Regions from separate parts of the Homo sapiens genome. Here region 1 is linked to region 2. Evidence: chromatin contacts called from ENCODE Hi-C or POLR2A ChIA-PET data. All regions are on one chromosome and are shown on one strand. Each heading gives the region's core, a stretch centred on a gene start or an enhancer-like site at or near the end of the contact. The rest is flanking DNA. Distances are from core to core; before and after follow the strand shown.

Region 1 (6,951 bases), core at 4,250-6,749, 560 kb before region 2:
AATACAGAAAACAGAAAAATAGATTTGCAGAAATTAACCAGAATGCCATGTGGTGAGATAAATGAGCAGGGCAGAGGCATGAAAAATAGAATGAGAGGAGGAGTTCCTGTAGGACAGAAGCGTGGAAATGTGGTGAGATGGTGTGTGGAGAGATTATCACCAATGATTTTCCAGTTTTGAGGAAACACAAGAATCCTGAGGTTCAGGAAAAACATGGAGTCCCCTTCAGTACAAATAAAACCATATCCACATTTAGGAATACCTTTGTGAGCATGAAGAATGCTACAGAGAATATCTTAAAAATAGCTCGAAGACCCAGGAGTGGTGGCTTACACCTGTAATCCCAGCACCTTGGGAGGCCAAGGCAGGCAGATCACCTGAGATCGGGAGATCGAGACCACCCTGACCAACATGGTGACACCCCGTCTCTACTAAAAATACAAAATTAGTGGGGCGTGGTGGAGTATGCCTGTAATCCCAGGGAGGCTGAGGCAGGAGAATCGCTTGAACCTAGGAGGCGGAGGTTGCGATGAGCTGAGATCACGCCTTTGCACTCCAGCCTGGGCAACAAGAGTGAAACTCTGTCTCAAAAAAAAAAAAAAAAAAATAGCTGGAGGAAAGAATGATGTCCTCCACAGTGGCATTTACAGTGGCAGCAGACTTCTCAACACGACGACAGTGGCCAGGAGAGAGCAGAATCTGGTCTTCAAAAAGCTGAGAGAAAATAACCATCAACCCGCCCGTCTGGTGCCTCGTAACCAACTGCAGATCCACTTCTGAACTTCTGTTTTGAACCTTCTCATGACCTCTTCATTCTCAGCCATCAAAATAGGTTCAGTCTCTTAGGCTATTAAGGGATTTTATTTAAAGTAAACAGTGTTAATGTGTTCAGGGTGTTAATGACATACTACTGTGGCCTGCCAGTGTTGACCTAAGCCACTTTTATTATAATATTACTAAAATATGCACAAATATATAAAACTAGGTATAAACCTCATATGCTTATAGTTCTTTAAACTATAAAGTTGTTTAATAGTAAACAACTATTAAACCCAAACAAATGTGTAAATATATATGTGATTTATTTATAAATTAAAAACAAAGTTACGGTGCCAATAAAATCCAAAACATTGACATAAATGTGACAGAATGCACCATCCATTTATCTGTTGATGGACACTTGAGCTGTTTCCACAGACAAAATACCAGATTGTTAGAATCTAGAATCCTGCAATATAGTTTTATGCTTTCTGTTTCACTGTGGGAGGCCAGCACAGTGGCTTAGAATGATGGGTCTGGAGTCAGACTGCCTGGGTTTAAATCCCACTGTGTGATTCGGGTAAGCGACTGAAACTCTTAGTTTCTATCTGCTTTCCTGTAAAGTGGATATGGTAAGAATGCTTACTCATGGGGAAGTTGTGAAGATTCAATGCAACAATACAAGGAAAGCATTTAGCCCTGTGCCCAGGACACACAAAGGGCTTCATAAGTTATTATTATCATTGTTGTAATTACTCCTTTTTAATGGTAAACCCATGTTAACCTCTGTTCCATTATTTTGAAAGGTTAATCAATTTAATGAGACCCCAAAATGTAATACCAAAAGATTATTCAAGGAAAAAATCCTAATGAACTTAGGACCTACAAAGCTGGCTCTGTGTTCACCTTCACCAGCAATGAATAAGGTATCAACTACCAGGCTTTTTTGAGTGTGGAATGCCTTAGTTAGTGTGGGCCATTGATGACTTAGTTTTCCCACTCTGTCTTCTCTTCAGTATACCTTGGGATGGGGTAGTATTAGCCTTCCCTTGGTCCCTGTGTGAGCATCAACTTCCATGCAAACTTGGGAACTGAAAGAGTGTGGTCAACAGTCCCCGAGTGATCATCCAGGTGATCCAGAATAGATTTACAGTCCTTTCATCCATTCAAAAGAAAACAGAAACATACATAGACACACACACACATACACACTCATCCCTCCCACCCCCCCACACCACACACACACCCCTCCTAGAACTCTCTGACACTTAACAATGTATATACGGAGTCTGGTTCTCTCTCTCTCTTTCTCTGTTAGATTTAACAACTTCCTGGAAAGAAGGGTTTTAAGCCAAAAGAATCTCTTGGGGTGAGAATATTAGGCTTGGCGGAAGGCTACAGCAGAGGACTGGTAAAGGGGAGGGTTTGTTACACTCTAGGGTCAAAAGAATGCTTATGCACGCAAAAAAAACAACAAAACTCTGCTACATATCCAGTCAACAAAGAGGGCAATCCTAGCTGTACAGAGCGATAACCTTATACTTTTTAGTCTCTATGGGGTGGCAATTCATGATAAGAAAGGCTAGACTGAACTCCTATCTTTACAATGTTTATCAGGGGAAATTTAATAGGCCAACTAGCAACATTGGAAGAGAAACTGCACTACTTAAAAATACCATTGCTTTTTAATGACTTTAGCCCCTACCGTATACAAATGAAGCTACTTAAATATAAATTATAGCTATCTCTTAATTAAAGAAAGCCTATTAAGTTCTTTGTCACAAAGGTGCATCCTTGAAGGTAATCATAATCTATTTCTCAAACATTTTACAGTTCAGACTGGCCCTACTACCAATCAATCTAAATGAGTGCGGAATTAGCTGAGCTCTAAGTCTGGGTAGGTTCAGACACATCTTACAAATAAAAGCAGATCCTGCAGAGTGTGAAAGCTTCTTCCCACATGGTACTTTTGGCCCCTATCTCCTTAAGTCTTCTAATGGCCTCGCAAACCCTGTGGAGAAATGAAGCAAGGGCCAGACAAAGTCAATCACATGAGATGCTATCAAAGACTACTTCCAGACCCAAGCAAACGATTACACCACAACCTGAGCCAGGGCACGCAAACAGAGGCTGGCTCCCCCAATGGGCCCTGGGCCACTTCCACGAGTCCCCTTTTCCCATAACCAAATTCTGACTACCATCTTCATCCTCTCAGGACACAAGAGACATTAATGGCAAAAAAGCTGGTAGAATTCCTAAAATCCTTTAAGCTTACGAAATACAAAGAACAATTACTAGATTCATACAAAGTATCAGATTCTTAGAACTAAAATCTTCCTTCTCCTGCCAATTTAAATTAAAAAGTAGGAGTGGCAAAAGAATCAAAAGCAGGTAAGCCCAGGAAGCTGAGGGTGCAGTGAGCCAAGATCATATTACTGCACTACAGCGTGGGTGACAGAGCCAGACCCTGTCTCAAAAAAAAAAAAAAAAAAAAAGAGTCCAGGCACAGTGGCTTACACCTGTAATCCCAGCATTTTGGGAAGCCGGGGCGGGTGGATCACTTGAGCCCAGGAATTCAAGACCAGCCTAGGCAACATGGTGAAAACCCATTTCTAAAAAAAAAATATCAAAAAAAAAAATTTGCCAAGTGTGGTGGTGTGTGCCTGTACTCTGGAGGCTAAGGTGAAAGAATCACTTCAGCTGGGGAGGTTGAGGCTGCAGTGAACTGAGATCATGCCACTGCACTCTAGCTGGGGCGACAGAGTGACATCCTATCTCAAAAAAAAAAAAAAATTTAAAAGCACAGACACAAACAACTACTTGTATGCCAATGTGAATAGCAACATTATTCACAATAACCAAACAGTATAAATAACCCAAGTGTCCCCAACATGAGTGGATAAAGAAAATGTGTTAGGCCGGGCGCGGTGGCTCACGCCTATAATCCCAGCACTTTGGGAGGCCGAGGCGGGCGGATCACAAGGTCAGGAGATGGAGACCATCATGGCCAACACGGTGAAACCCCGTCTCTACTAAAAATACAAAAAAAATTAGCCCGGCGAGGTGGCAGGCGCCTGTAGTCCCAGCTACTCGGGAGGCTGAGGCAGGAGAATGGTGTGAACCCGGGATGCAGAGGTTGCAGTGAGCCAAGATCGCGCCACTGCACTCCAGCCTGGGTGACAGAGCGAGACTCCGTCTCAAAAAAAAAAAAAAAGAAAGAAAATGTGTTATATACATGTAATGGACTAGTACTCAGCCATAAAAAGGAATGAAGCATTGTTACGTGCTACAATATGGATGAACCTTAAAAACGCTATGCTAAGTGAAAAAACCCAGACCCGAAGGGCCAAGTATTGTATGATTCCATTTATATGAGAATATCTAGAATAGGCAAATTCATAGAGATAAAAAGTAGATCAGAATTGCCAGAAGCTGGGGCAAATGGAGAGTTATTGCTTAATGGTTACACAGTTTCTATGTGGGGTGATGGAAACGTTTTGGAAACAGATAGTAGTGATGATTGCACAACAGTGTGAACGTAATTAATACCAGGTACTGATTTGTACGTTTCAAGATAGCTAAAGGGGAAAATTATATGTTATATGTTTCAGCACAATCTAAAAAAAAATAAAGGACTTGAATCACTGGAAACAACTCAAATGTCCTTCAACAAGTGAACGAATAAACAAATGGTGGTACATCCATATGTTGAAATAAAATGGAACCAACTATTGATATACACAACAACTTGGATTGATCCCAAAGGCATTTTGGTGAGTCACAGACGCCCATCTCAAAAAGGTGACATGCTGTAGGATTCCATGTATATGACATTCTCAAGAAGACAAAACTATAGGGATAGAGAACTGATGAGTGGTTGGCAGGGGTTAGGGGTCAGGGAAGCGTATGCTTATAAAGAGACAGCACAAGGGAGCTTAGTGGGGGTGGGTGATGGAACTGTCCTGAACCCTGATTATGGTGGTGGTGACAAGAATCTATACAAATGTTAAAATTCATAGAATGAGTCACCAAATTTTTTAAAAATCAAGTTTTTTTTTCTTTTTTGAGATGGAGTCTCGCACTGTCACCCAGGCTGAAGTGCAGTGGCGCGACCTCAGCTCACTGCAACCTCCACCTCCTGGGTTCGAGCAATTCTCCTGCCTCAAAGTAGCTGAGATTATAGGTGCATGCCACCACGCCAGGCTAATTTTTGTATTTTTAGTAGAGACGGGGTTTCACCATGTTGGCCAGGCTGGTCACGAACTCCTGACCTCAGGTGATCTGCCCCCCTCAGCCTCCCAAAGTGCTGGGATTAGAGGCGTGAGCCACTGTGCCCAGCCAAGTTATTTTTTAAAAGTGGGGTAGAAGGAGAAATGGCACCAATTGCTATCACTGCTCTTACAACTCTGATTTCCTGTTTCTTTTTTCTACTTTTATTTTAGAATCAAGGGGTACATGTACAGACATGTTACAAAGGTGTATCGCATGATGCTGACATTTGGAGTACAAATGAATCCGTCACCCAGATATTGAGTATAGTATCTGTGGGTTTCTTAATCTCTTAAAATTGTCCAAAGATCAGTCTGGGGGGAAATACAACTTGTAAAATTACAGTAAAGGGTTTATATTTCTATTCCTAGAAGAGATTCTTTCCCTGCACCTCATCCACCCACATATAGTCACACTGTTTGTCTTTTCAGCCTTGACGTCTTTCCTGGACAAAACTTCTTTCACTTGAGAAAAAGAAACGTGGCTGTGTCCCAGTGATAATGTCCACAGAGTCCTGGAAAATACTGGAACACACGTCAATCACGGCACAATGAGGGCAGTGCTCGGAACCCTTCCTCTGAGGTGCAACACTGGCATGTTCTCAAAGTGCAAGCCTCCTGGGTTGTTTAATAAGGATAGCCCCTGAAAACCTTCTGGTTTCATGACTGTGAGTACCTGGAAGTACCCAGGTCCACAACAGCCCATATAGGCTCCATCTAACAAACACACACAAAAAACTGTGGGAGACCCTGGATCCAGCCCAGCGGTCTGCAGAAGAAAAATGCCGAGAGAAAGCTCCCAGCTATCTCATATTTCCGTGATAATTCACGCTGCACTGGCAGCTCTGGCCTTTGGAAGCCTCTGGAAGGCCCTGGGACATTATTTATGGCAGCTACAGACAGCTACAGGCCCTGGATGTGAGCTGGACAAACTTGGGAGAAAGCAGAGGACTGACTGCCCTGTTTTATCTCACCATGCGCTTCCTCATCTCTCCTGTCTGGGTGGGGGTGTCACCCAGTGAAAGAGTATTTTACAAGCAAGCCATTCATCAGGACTCCTAATTAAAAAGCTGGAAAGCCTAACACTAGAATTGGTTTTGCCATCTTCCAACACCTCATTAACCTCATCACTGGTCGTCTGTTGAGGGCAGGATGCTCAGGAATTACTACATAGGATCTATCCTTAATGCTCAAGCAGAAAGAGAAACAGCAACACTACTTAAAAAAAATACTTCCCCCAATCCCCCAGATCATGAACAAAACAGGAAGGATGTGAAAAGGGGAGGAAGATCTACTTAAACTCTACTAAATTTAGGAATATGCACCTTTACCCAGAGGAAAATAGAGGAGGAATATTAAGTAACTCATTTTTCATAGGCCTTTCTAGTAAAGGGGAAGATGTTCTCTCAACTTCTCTCTGAAACAGACAGCTAAGAATAAATAGCTAGGGGTTTGACCCATACTGTGAACCAAAAGTACTTTTTGTGAATTTTGAACTTAGCCCAAGTATTCCTTTTTTTACTCGACTGCAAAACTAAACTTATGTTTTAAATACATAAGTAAACCTCAGGGATGTAGTTCAAACTGCAACCATGTCCATTTATTTTCTGTGACTGGTGAACTGAAACACAACAATATTCACACAACGAAACCGATATTTCTATGTTTTTGACTCCAGTATCATGGAAATGAGAGGAAGAAACTAGGTTGTATTCAAGCAACCATGACTCTTACTCTATCTCATTCCTGGTGAAAAATTGGTGATACTTGAAGGAGATAGCCCCAAGTGGTGGGACAAGACCCAAAACTGGACCTGAATCTGTGATGCTCTCACTGACCCACCAGTACCAGCCTGTCTTCCTTTGTTGGTTCCCTACAAGAAGGAAGTTACAGAGCCCGTTTTTTCAATCAAAATAAGAAATCA
Region 2 (6,578 bases), core at 3,249-5,748:
ATTCATTTTATGTAATGAATTAATTTCTCTTCTCTGCATCTAGAGGGGTACCAGCTAAGTACCATCCTTGGGAGAATTGAAAAGATAGTCACTTAGGTAATTTTCTGTAAGGCTTAATTAAACACAGGACCTAAATAAAAAACAGTTCTAATTTCTTTTGGAAAAAATCAAAATGTTGCTTTTTCAGAAAGATATTTTGACCCCAGCTCCTCAAGACAAATGTCCTGATTATTTCTTTCAGAGATGGATGGGTTTGCCCTAGTGGCCCTACCTGACCCATCCATTAGCGTGTCTATGTGTGTGTGTGTGTGTTGGAGGGGTCTTCAAACTTGTTCTTTTTCCTTTTTTTTTTTTTTTTTGGTCTTCCTTGCAGTCCAGACTTTTTCTGTAAATGGCCAGTAGTAAATATGTTAGACTTCACTAGCCATATAGTCTCTGTTGCAACAACTTAACCCTTCTGTTGTTTGAAAGCAGCTATAATTAGCCTGGCATGGTGGCGCTCACCTGTAGTCCCAGCTTCTTGGGAGGCTGAGGTAGGTGGATTGCTTGAGCCAGTAGATTGAGGCTGCAGTGAGCCATGATTGTGTCACTGTACTCCAGTCTGGGTGACAGTGAGACCCTGTCTCAAAAAAAGAAAAGACAATATATAAGTGAATGAGTATGGTTGTATGCCAATAAAACTGTATGGACACTGAAGTTTGAACTTATATAATTTTCACATGTCACAAAATATTATTCTTCTTTAATTAAAAAAAAAACTATTTAAAAATGTAAAAACCAGGCCAGGCATGGTGGCTCATATCTGTAATTTCAGCACTTTGGGAGGCTGAGGTAGGCAGATTGCTGGAGCCCAGGAGTTTGAGATTAGCCTGGGCAACATGGCAAAACCCCATCTCTACAAAAAATAGAAAAATTAGCTAGGCATGGTGGCACATGCCTGTAGTCCCAGCTACTGAGGAGGCTACGGTGTGAGGTGTGAGTATTGCTTGGGCCAGGAGGTCGAGGCAGTGAACCATGATTGTGCAATTGCACTCCAGCCTAGGTGACAGAGCAAGATTCTGTCTCAAAAAAAAAAAAAAAAAGAAAGAAAAGAAAACCATTCTTAACTCATAAGCTGTATAAAAACAGGCCACAGGGCCGGGTGTGGTGGCTCACGCCTGTAATCCCAGCACTTTGGGAGGCTGAGGTGGGTCGATCATTTGAAGTCAGGAATTTGAGACCAGCCTGGCCAACATGGTGAAACCCTGCCTCTACTAAAAATATAAAAATTAGCTGGGCATGGTGGCGGGCACCTATAATCCCAGCTACTCAGGAGGCTGAGGCAGGAGAATCAATTGAACCCAGCAGATAGAGGTTACAGTGAGCTGAGATTGTGCCACTGCACTCCAGCTTGGGTGACAGCGATACTCTGTCTAAAAAAATAAAAAATAAAGGCCGCAGGCCAAATTTGGCCTGTGGACCAAAGTTTGCTGAGTTCTGCACTAGAGGTTTGTGGGAGTAGTATCCACCTGTGCCTGTGAAACTACCAATGTCTCAGGCCCTCGGAGGCTGTGCTAACATCCTGTCTCCTAACTGTGGAGAGACCCAACCTCTGTATGGGTCAGAGTCTGGCCTTCTGAAACCATTCCCTCGTTCCCATCATTGCAGAGTCAGATCCAAGCTCTTCAGAGTGGCATTCAAGGCCCTCCAAAACCTGGCCTCTCCCTGCCTGTCCTGCTTGAACCAACAGGACAGCGTTTCCACACGGGTTCCTTGGAACATTGCTTCTGTTAGATGTAGCACCTGTCAGGGTTCTGAGTGGAAACCACAGAAACCAACTCCAGCTAAATTAAGCAGAAAAGGAGTTTATTGGCTAGATACTGGGAAGTTCAGAGAATTCATGGGAAGGCTAGAAGTTTGGAAAATGGCAGGAGAGAGGAAGCTATGTGGCTCAGGCATAGCTAAGGCCTTGTCACACGGACCAACTAATTATTTTGGGTGGGCTGCGGGGAGCTGCCATTCACTCAGCAGGTATTTATTGAGTACCCTCTGTATGCAAAGCTGTTCTAGCCTCTAAGGATACAGCAATGAACAAAAAGGATATGAACTTCTGCCTTCTGAGGCTTAAATTATAATGGGAGAGACATAATAATTAGCAAAATATAGAGTATGTTAGATGGTGATAAGAGGAAAGGAGAAACATGAAGCAGGAAAGGATAGGGAGTGTGTCGGCAGGGGTGGGGCTGTGCAGTGTTGGATATGGTGGCAGGGAGGGTCTCATAGCCAGGGGCCAGGTTCTGTGGAGCCTTAGAATAACTGGTGTTGCTGAGGGTGAAATGAGAAGCTATTGGTGGGTTTTGAAAAGAGGGGTGACATGACGTAATCTCGATGGGTTTTTTTTCTTTCATTTTTTTAGTTTGCAAAATTTCAAATATTCAAAAAAGAGGAAAAAAACAGGTCAATACCATTCACCTAAATTCACCAATTGTTACCATTTTGCCACATTTGCTTTTACCTTTCTCTGGCTCTTGTTCTTTATCTACACACACACACACTTTTTTTTTCTGAACCACATGAAAATAAGTTCCAGACATCCTGACACTTATCTCTAAATCCTTCAGCACATATCTCCTGAGAATAAGGACATTCTCCTACACAACCATGATACCATCATACCTAAGAAAATGAAAAATCATGCCATCATCTAATATGCAAACTGTGTTCACAATTTTTTCTCAATTGTCCACATTTATCTTTTATAGGTTGGTTTTTAAAAAATTAATTCAGTGTCCAGTCAGGGTTCATGCATCTTTAGTCTTTTAATATACAGTGTCCTCCTACCTTTTATTGTGTGTGTGTTTTTATGACATTGACTTTTTTTTTTTTTCAAGATAGAGTCTGGCTCTATTGGCCAGGCTGGAGTGCAGTGGTGCAATCTCGGCCCACTGCAACCTCTGCCTCCCAGGTTCAAGTGATTCTTGTGCCTCAGCCTCCCGAGTAGCTGGGATTACAGGCACATGCCACCATGCCCAGCTACTTTGTGTATTTTTAGTAGAGACAGGGTTTCACCATGTTTTCCAGGCTGGTCTTGAACTCCTGACCTCAAGTGATCTGCCCGCCTTGGCCTCCCAAAGTGTTGGGGTTACAGGCGTGAGCCACCATGCCTAGCCATGACATTGACTTTTTAATGAGACTCAACTAGGGCTTCGCTGCTCCTCAGGGAAGTCTTCCTTGAACCCTGAAGCACTGGGTGAGCCTGTGCTTTACCCTATCACAACTGACGTTCCTGCTTTGTGTTCTACTCCTAGTGAGTTATCTTAGAGTAGCTACTGTCCCTTGCTCCCCTGTGTCCTTATCACATGGCCCTGTGCCTTGCACATATTACTTGTTCAGGGAGTATCATGTCAATAATGAAGTCTGATGTTCACTCAGGTACTAATCAGAGTGATTTCAGTCATCAGTGTGCTGGATACTGGGAGATTCAGCAGTGATCAAGGCAGACACAGTCCTGCCCTCCTGGAGCTTACAGTCTAGTGGCAAAATAGGCATTAAACAAGCAATTAATGGATGGATGGCAGTTAGGATTGGAGTACTGGGTAGGACTTCAGATCTGACAGGTTCTCCCTGTGAGCAGCCCTGACTTATTCCTGTGAACCCTCTGGGCTTCCAGACTTGGGGTGCAAGGGGTGTTCATGGGTGTGGCCACTCTTGCAGGGAGTACCCCACTTGGCTGCTACAAGAAGCTGATTGAATACTATAAGAATGGGGACCTGTCCTTTAAATATGTGAAGACCTTCAACATGGATGAGTACGTGGGTGAGTCTTTCTCTTTCAAGGTTCTTTCCTGATTCTAGGAGAGTGATGCTCCTCCTCTCATTGGCCCAGTCCTGGAGAGGAATCGGGGAGCCAGTGACATTTGATGATAGGCTCAATTATCAATACTTACCTCTTGGTTTACTCAGCTATAAAATGGGGCTAATAAAGCTGACCTCACAGGTTGTAAGCATTAAATTCATTTAATCCTTTTATGATAAAAGATGTGGAAGTTTCTTATACATAACAAATACTTAATAAATATTAGAGTATCTCCTTCTCCTCTGCCTGCTCCTCAACTCCATTCCATTTCTTTCTGGAACAAATGATTGCAAGTGGGATCCTGGCTCGGGTGTTTCCCCTAGGATCTGTGTCTGTGCTTTCTCTTCTGTGTGTGGCCTCCAGCTCCCCTTTCTGCCAGGTACACTTGAAGGGGACCTGAGATTGGTATCCTTCCTGCTGCTGAAAGACTATACCTTGGTCTTCTATCACCTCTCCCTCACCCAGTCCTTTTGTAATAGCTTCATTTTAAACATCCTTTTTTTAAAAAAAAAATTGTGGTAAAATACATGTAACATGACATTTACCATCTTAACCACCTTTCTGTGTATAGTTCAGTAGTGTTAAGTGCATTCACATTGTTGTGCAACCAATTTCCAGAACTCTTTTCATCTTGTAAGACTCAGGCTCTATACCCGTGAAACAACAACTTCTCATTTCCCACTTCACCAGCCACGGAAACCACCATTTTACTGTCTGTTTCTATGAATTTGACTACTCTAGAATCAAACTAGAGTATATAACTGGAATCATAAAGTATTTGTCTTTTTGACTGGCTTCTTACACCTAGCATAAAGTCCACAAGGTTCATCCATTGTTGTAGTGTGTGTCAAAATTTCCTTCCTTTTTAAGGCTGATTTTACATATTCTTAATGCTTAACATTAAACATTATTTTTTTTTCCTGGCCAAAAAAAAAAAAGTTGATCTGGGGAAGCCCTAAGATAGTTCTCTCTAACCACCTGGTGTTCAAGCTGGGATTTATTCAGGCTGAGTGGGGTAGAACTGGGAGTGGATGGTGGGTTGAGAGGCACAGGGTGAGGGGTGTGCTTGCTTGCTTTCTAAGATGAGTTCAGCCCTACCCCAGGTGGCCAGAGTGTCCCCAGCCTCTAACCTATGGTCATTGCCTTATGAAAAGCAGATCAGATCAGAATGTGGGGATTTCCCAGGCCCTTGGTGTGCAGTTACTCTGGCCAAGCCCTGTGGCCACAGATGGTGGTACTGGGTGGGTGGACACTTATGGATACTGGCTCAGCCTGTGCCGAGTGGCTAGGGGTCAGAGGGCTGGTGCCTAAGGCTCCCAGATGGGCAGACCCCTGGGAGTGTCTCTGTAGGTCAGCATGGTGTCCTGGCATCCTTCTTAGGAGAGGGGCTTTGGCTTGGCCTAGGCATAACCGAGTGTCTCACGGCCCCACAGGCCTTCCTCGAGACCACCCGGAGAGTTACCACTCCTTCATGTGGAACAACTTCTTCAAGCACATTGACATCCACCCAGAAAACACCCACATTCTGGATGGGAATGCAGTCGACCTACAGGCAGAATGTGATGCCTTTGAAGAGAAGATCAAGGCTGCAGGTGGGATCGAGCTATTTGTTGGAGGTGAGCTTGACACTCTGCAGCACACATGTCCAGGGCCAGACCCGTGGGAAGGAGGACAAGACACAATGCCTGTCTGCAGACAGCTTCTTCTGGGTGTGCTAGTGACCGTAGAGACAGAGGCGGGAGAAATGGGCCCTGCCTGGCTCTGTTACTCAGGAACTATGTTATCTTGGAGATCTCTTTCTGCAGTTTGATGCCTTGTCTGTAAACTGAGAGGTTTGGGTTTGGACTCTGAGATTCTGTCTACTCCCCAGTCTTAAGGTTTTATGGATCAGTCCTGGAACTTATCTAAACATTTAACATCATGGACTCATGTAGTTCCGGAAGGCTCCACACAGCCCCTGTAGATAGCCAGTTGAACCCCAGAGAAGTTAGGTGACTCACTCAAGGTTCACAGGTGGGAGCAAGTGTGTGCTTCTTGGATTTGTGCTCGGGTCCTCTGGGCTGCCCTTCTGTGTATCCATCTATCGCCACCTCTGGAGTTACCCATGAGGGGTAACATTGAACTGCCTTTTATTGCTCTAGAGATCACTCTTCTATACTTCAAGGTGGGGAGGAGGGGGGCAGGACCTCTCATCCTCTGAGATTTTAGAACCTTGGCAGCCCCTGTCCAGGTTCTCTGGGTGTTTTGTTCACTGCACCTCTATCCCAGCAGCAGGACCCTCTAACTACAGGCAGAAGAGACAGAGAAGGTCCACTTTTCTGACAATCTGGGGAGGCAGAAGCTGTTTGGAGTGTTTCCTCCTCAGCTTTTTGAGGGTGATAGCAAGTTAACAATGTCTGTGTGTGCCTCAGATAGACATGATGGGGAGGGTCTCCTCTGAGACAGTATGGCAAAGAGAAAGAAATGGTAGGGAGGGGGACAGATCACATGTTTAAGGTGTACCTGCCCAGGGCTGCAAATGAGAAAGGTGACACAGCTTTCAATGATTTTTCTTCAGACCCTAGTTAGGGAAGGAGAGATTGTCCATTCTTGAAATCTTGGATCCCTGGGACTGACAGGGCTGCACGGGCTCTCTCCCTATAGGCATCGGCCCTGATGGACACATTGCCTTCAACGAGCCAGGCTCCAGTCTGGTGTCCAGGACCCGTGTGAAGACGCTGGCCATGGATACCATCCTGGCCAAT

What was found. Hi-C counts contacts between places; a loop is a spot of excess contacts on that map. ChIA-PET counts read pairs that join two places held with the same protein, here RNA polymerase II (POLR2A). Pooled maps may share reads with other maps.
Region 1: a map of Right ventricle myocardium superior shows a loop between it and region 2 (2.9-fold over the local background). The contact joins two enhancer-like sites. A Hi-C loop is called at or near these places in 9 of 168 maps with a recorded cell type or tissue (A673, IMR-90, Right ventricle myocardium superior and 6 more), 2 of 37 single-sample maps with no recorded cell type and 12 of 50 pooled maps. POLR2A ChIA-PET finds 5 or more read pairs at or near these places in 1 of 52 experiments (endothelial cell of umbilical vein).

Annotation. Positions count from the first base shown.
Region 1 is chr5:142,567,424-142,574,374 of GRCh38, reverse strand. No RefSeq gene overlaps it. Among named protein-coding and RNA genes, the nearest start is that of FGF1, 120 kb to the left of the region's middle. Within about 2 kb of position 5,499, at least 10 of the 41 ENCODE cell types and tissues checked have a DNase peak (open chromatin) inside an H3K27ac peak, as active enhancers do.
Region 2 is chr5:142,005,016-142,011,593 of GRCh38, reverse strand. It overlaps GNPDA1 (glucosamine-6-phosphate deaminase 1), which reads left to right. Exons shown (of 7, transcript NM_005471.5): 3 at 3,694-3,795; 4 at 5,268-5,450; 5 at 6,478-6,578. Among named protein-coding and RNA genes, the nearest start is that of GNPDA1, 4.7 kb to the left of the region's middle. Within about 2 kb of position 4,498, at least 3 of the 41 ENCODE cell types and tissues checked have a DNase peak (open chromatin) inside an H3K27ac peak, as active enhancers do.